2 separate regions of the Homo sapiens genome follow, and region 1 is linked to region 2. A link is a contact called in ENCODE Hi-C or POLR2A ChIA-PET data. All regions are on one chromosome and are shown on one strand. The core of a region is the stretch at or near the end of the contact, and the rest is flanking DNA. Distances in the headings are between cores, read along the strand shown.

Region 1 (2,903 bases), core at 404-2,903, 440 kb before region 2:
CTCTGGAGACTTAAAAGGGACTCAGAATTCCATAGGGGTGCGTGGTGGGTCCCGAGACCCATGGTCTATAGAGCCCCGGATTCTAGGGGATGCCACTGGTCTATGAGGACCCCACGTCTATAAGAAGCCAGTTCTCCATGGGGGGCTGGCAGGAACCTGGAGGGTCTGTAAGACTTTATACGGAATGAGGCGGGTCTACACGAGACCCAAATCTTACATGGACGTGGCGGGTCTTACGCGGGCCCTAAATCCTACGGGGGACGTGGCAGTGTGCACGGCCAGGGATGCCGGGGAGGACGTGCAGAGTCAGGGTCTGACACCCGCTGGGGACCGCGTCCCTCACCTGCTCCAGGTGGAAAGAGAAGCCATCGCCGCCACCGGAACCGAAGCCTCCGCGCTCGGGCTCCGCACTCTCCCCACCCCTGCCGCCGCGTCGCTCTAGCCGCCCTGAGTCCACCTTTGCGCCCAGCTCCACTCCTCCTGCCAGCCGCTCTAGCCCGGCTCCTGCCGGGCTCCGGCCCCGACGACTCTACTCCTCCCGCCGGCCGCTCTAGCGCTGTACTGCGCCACGCAGGCCAGATAGGGCCGCTCTGGCCTGTCTTGGAGGGCCAGCGTTTCCGTATCTCGACTGCCCCCGTCACTCCCCGGGCCCCGCCCCGCGCCCGGAGGTGCAGATGGGTCCAACTCCTCCCGAGTTCGATCGGAGATCTCCTAGTCACCCCAGCGCTGAGCACTCGGACGGCGGACTGGGGCTCCCCGTCCTATTAGTCTCCCCACTTAGGGGACCCGCTGAATTTCCAATCCTCGTACATCAATCCCCTCCGTCTCCCACCCCCAGCCCCTTCCTTTGGAACCGGAAAAGCAATAGTCTTGAGTTCCAGCACAACTTTCCCTCTGACATGCAGTGTAATCTGCAAAAAGTAATGACTTCTCTGTAGACCTCAGTCTTCCCATCCGTACAATGGGAGAAGGCCTCCAGCTCTCTCCCTACACCTGTCTCTCACGGTATAATTAATGACCTAGAAAAGAGCTTTCCGAAAACTCTTTCAAATGCACTCTGCAACTTTCAGCTTCACAGCGACCCTCGTCGTTGTTGTTATTGTTGTTTTTCATTTTTAGGTGGCCCTAAAGCATGCGGGGGTTGGAGGATGGCGCTTTGCGGAAAGCACGTGCGAGTTCAAATCCCAACTCCACACTTTCTCACGATGTGCGTTCCCTGGGACGAGTCGGTTTGGCTCCCCGGGCCTCGGTTTCCCCACCCGTACAATGGTAGTGATCGTCCGTTCTCCACTGAGCAGGTGGGAGGCCTTGGCCCCGGCCTCGCACCGTTCGTCCCCACCTATGGGGCACTCGTCAAGTGTGAGTTCTCCCCTCTTTGCTCCCTTTGACAGATGGGAAAACTGAGGCCCAAGGAGGGGCGGCCGCTGGTTCCGTGGGGTCCGAAGGGGGCCCCTCCGCTGCCGGCAGCGCCCCAGCCCCTCCCTCCTCCTCCCCACTTCCCCCAACAGCCGAGGGGAGGAGGCCGGGCGGGGCCGGGGACCGAGTACCTGGTGTCCGCGCGGAGGTGACCGGCGGGGCGCCCGAGGTCGGGCTCGGCGATCCCGGGCCCTGGGTCCCGGCTCCCGCTTCCTGGCTCTGGCGGGGCAGGAAGTCGGGGCGTTTTTCCGGAGGCCCCCGCCCCGCCGCCCCTCCCCGCTTCCTGCCCGCGCCCCGCGCCCGCCCGGCACCTCCGCTTCCTTCCCCTTCTCGCCGCTTGCCCGCCCCTCCTTTCCCCGCTGCGCCCGGGTCCCTGCGGGCACCGGCCCCCGCCCCGGCCGCGCCCGAGCTCTCCCCGGCTTTGTCCATCGGTCCGTCCGCCGGGCGCGGGCTCCGCGGGACTCGCATCTCCCGGCTGGGGTCACCTCCCCGGAGGTGCTGGGGGGCAAGCCCTGCTCCCCGTGCGCCCTAGACCGAGCCACGACCTCCCCGGCTTTCCGCGTCTGTGGTTCTCATGGTCTTGCGCCCTTCCTTCGCCTCTGTGGGTGTGCTCCCGCCTGCGTCTGCATCCCCTTCTCTGTCCCTCTGTCTTTCTCTACTGGGGTCTTTCCCTCCTTGGCCTCCACCTCTCCTCTCTGTCCCTCCATCACTTTCTCCCCGAAAGCCCTTCTCTACCCTCTCCAGCTCTCTCTGTATCTTTCTGCATCTCCGTCTCAGTCTCTGTCATTTCCCCAGCTGTTGCTGTGCCTGGGCCTCTTCGTGCCCATTTTCGGTTGCCCCTTCTCCCTTCTGTCTCTTCCTTTCCTTCTCGCTCTCTCTCTGTCCCTTTCTCTCCACGTCCCTGTCTCTCTCCCGGATTCCCAGGGTCTCATCATCTCTTCCTTCCCTTGCTCGTCCCCTTCATGATCCCTGGGTCTCAGCCTCTCTCCTCTCCCTTTCTCAGGAAATCCGTGTCTCTGTGCCTCTCTGTCATTGCCCCGGGATCTCCCTGCTATCCCCAGGTTAGGACCACAGACCCTCCAAAATGCCCCTTCTGTAAGTCAACGCATCGGGAAAAGGCTGCAGTCTGAATTCTGTACTAGCCCCAATCCACAAGATAGTCCCTGTGTTTCCAAGGCTTAAATACGCATAAAGTGGCTCATGCCTGTAATCCCAGCACTTTGGGAGGCCGAAGCATGGTGGATCACTTGAGGTCAGGAGTTCGAGACCAGCCCGGCCAACATGGCGAAACCCTGTCTCTACTAAAACAAAAATTAGCTGGGTGTGGTAGCACATGCCTGTCATCCCAGCTACTCGGGAGCCTGAGGTACAAGAATCGCTTGAGGTGGAGGTTGAAGTGGGCTGAGATTGCGCCACTGCACTCCAGCCTGGGCGACAGAGTCAGACTCTGCCTCAAAAAAAAAAAAAAAAAAAAAAAAAGCGGCCGG
Region 2 (2,700 bases), core at 29-2,528:
CTGTGAATAGAATAAAACCCTACCAGGCCTGCACCGTCAGCCCCTGCCCACCTCTCAACCCAGTCTCCTATCTCTGTCTGCAAGCTGGTTCCCACCTCAAGGCCTCTCTGCTCTAGAGGCTACCTCTCCCTGCAGCGCTTTTCCCCTAGATCTTTGAATGGCTCTTTCCTTATCATTCACTTCTACTTCAATGTCACCTCTTCAGAGAGGCCTTTGCTGATGGCCCTACACCCAGTCACTTTTTTTTATCTGCTTCTCATCAAAATTGCCTTGCTGATTCCTTTGTTTCTTATTCATCCTCTCCCACATCCATCCTCTCCCAGCCCAGAATGTTGACTTCCTGAGAGAGGGACTGGGTCTGTCCTGCTCACCATGGTAACCTCGGCATCTAGAACAGTGCCTGCCATCACGTGGTAGGTGCTCAGTAAATATTCTTGGAACTAATGAATGAATAATTCTATCCACAAGACTTCACAATGGCTCTTCATGCTGCGATCTAGCTTTCAACTCCAAACTGGTCTTGAGATCTCACCTCAGTCTCTAACCTTGACATCTAACCTCTTCACCCACTCTCTTACCTGACCCTAATTTTTAAAAATGACGTGGTCAGCTTTTCAGCCCCCTCATTCCCTGTTTTTAGGAGGTAGTGAGTGGAAGCTGGAAGAATAAGAAAGCTTGGGGAGACTGCAATTGCAGTCAGGAAAGAAAGGTACTCTGCCGGGAAGAACACCCCATCTTCTCCTAGGGAAAGATTGTGGAGTCCTGGGGTTTGTTTTGTTTTTCAATTTTTTGTTTTAAGAGACAGCGTCTCGCTCTGTCACCCAGGCTGGAGTGCAGTGGCGCAATCACAGCTCACTGCAACTTCGACCTCCCCGGCTCAAGTGATCCCCCCGCCTCAGCCTCGTGAGTAGCTGGGACCACAGGCGTGCACCACCACGCCCGGCTAACATTTTATTTTTTGTGGATATAAGGTTGCCCTATTTCTTTGTGGAGATAAAGGCTCCCCTATGTTGCCCAGGCTGGTCTCGAACTCCTGGCTTCAAGCGATGCTTTCGCCTCGGCCTCCACAAAGTGCTGGGTTCACAGGTGCGTGAGCCCGACCTGTGTCTCGTTTTGAAGCTCAGGGAGAGGGCGCTGTGAGCAATCCCTAAACCCTTTAAGAGTAAAAAGTGCGTGCACCTTTAAGAGGACGGTTAGAAAACGCGGGGCGTGGCCACAGGAGAATAAGTTCGCGCTGAACCAGGAGCGTGGGATAAGACCGGCCCCTTCCGGTTACGAAACCTTAGCAAGATGGCGGCTCCCTGGGCGGTAAGTGACCGGAGTTCCTAGAGCCCCAAATTTGAAGTCCGCTCTACAGCCTCCGCATTCAGGGCCTCTGTTGGCGGCCACGAGAGCAGAAAGCCGTGAGGCAGCAGGCTAAGCCTGGCAAGCCCCGTACTGGGAGTGCAAACCTGTGGCTAGTGGGGGCCAGGAAGGATCTGTGAGGGTCGCAGGCGGAGGAGACGCTTTAGCGAGCGAGAGGAGGCAGGGACTTGGCTGAGAGTATCCAATGGGGATGAGGGAGTGGCTGCCGAAGAGCGACGCGACTAACCAATCAGAGGGAGGGATGACACAAGGAGCTAATGGACAGGCAAGGGTGGGGCCTGTAGGATAAGAGAGCTTGGAAGGGATTGTTCGAGGATGTGGGATTTGGTCTTAGAAGACCGAAGGATGAATGTAAGGAAAGTTAGTGGGAGATTGACGAATTTTTACAGAAAACTCAAAAGCATGATGGGTGGGGGAACCAAGAGGTCAATTTGGAGGTTCTAAGGGCATGATCTGGGTGAAATTAAGAGGAGAATTTGAGATATTCTTTCAGAGGATTTAAAATCAAGGAATGAATTTAGGGAAAATTAAAGAGGTTGGCAGCTTTAAACTTTTGAGGAAAATAAGGGTTTGGGTAAAATTATCGAGATAATTTGAAAAAAAAAAAGAATTTGGTTAAAGCAAAGAGAAATTGGGGTAGATTAAGAGGAGACCTTGAAAGCAAAATTGAAGAGTTTGGGGGCTTCTTCCCATTGGCCACACCCCTCGACTTTCTTACTCTCCTCTTCAAAGCTCATGCTTTTTATACCCTTCTCGGTTCAGGGGTGTCCAATCTTTTGGCTTCCCTGGGCCACGCTGTTCGAAGAAGAAGAATTGTCTTGGGCCACACATAAAATACACTAACCATAACTGATGAGCCAAAAAAAAAAAAAAAAAAATCACAAAAATATCCTCCTAATGTTTTAAGAAAGTTTGCATGTTTGTGTTGGGCTGCATGCAGGCGGCGGGTTGGACAAGCTTGGTTGGTTTTAGGGATTGCTCAGAGCACCCTCTCCTTGAGGTTTGGAGATAAGTTTTTAAGATTATATTCTGGGGAAAGAAAGAAGTCATTTGGGAAGACCCCAGCAGAAGAATTGGGTAATTAAGGGGCAAATCTGTGGAAAATTAAGAGGTCAAATAATGCAGGTTTTGAGTGATAAGGGTTTGGGGGAAAGTTAGAGGAAGAATTTAGGAAAATCAACAATATATGGCTAGTCGAGAAAATTTAGGGTTCACTAAGGGGAGGAGGAACTTGGAAAAAACATGGGGAAATTTTTGGAATCTCAAAGACAGTTTTGAAGTTTTGAAGGAAGAACTTAGGGTGAGTTGGGAAGCAGAGGGATTGAGGTTCATGGA

The links. A loop is a pair of places that touch in the nucleus more often than their neighbours do. ChIA-PET counts read pairs that join two places held with the same protein, here RNA polymerase II (POLR2A). Pooled maps may share reads with other maps.
Region 1: a map of ascending aorta shows a loop between it and region 2 (5-fold over the local background). The contact joins the promoter of ARHGEF1 here to the promoter of DMAC2 in region 2. A Hi-C loop is called at or near these places in 1 of 168 maps with a recorded cell type or tissue (ascending aorta) and 5 of 50 pooled maps. POLR2A ChIA-PET finds 5 or more read pairs at or near these places in 2 of 52 experiments (WTC11 and activated CD4-positive, alpha-beta T cell).

What each region holds. Positions count from the first base shown.
Region 1 is chr19:41,881,934-41,884,836 of GRCh38, reverse strand. It overlaps ARHGEF1 (Rho guanine nucleotide exchange factor 1), which reads right to left and starts at 1,653. Exons shown (of 29, transcript NM_004706.4): 1 at 1,548-1,653. RefSeq lists an enhancer at 369-578 and silencers at 445-594, 1,459-1,968.
Region 2 is chr19:41,438,490-41,441,189 of GRCh38, reverse strand. It overlaps DMAC2 (distal membrane arm assembly component 2), which reads left to right and starts at 1,278. Exons shown (of 6, transcript NM_018035.3): 1 at 1,278-1,308. The coding sequence starts at 1,291. RefSeq lists an enhancer at 1,374-1,543.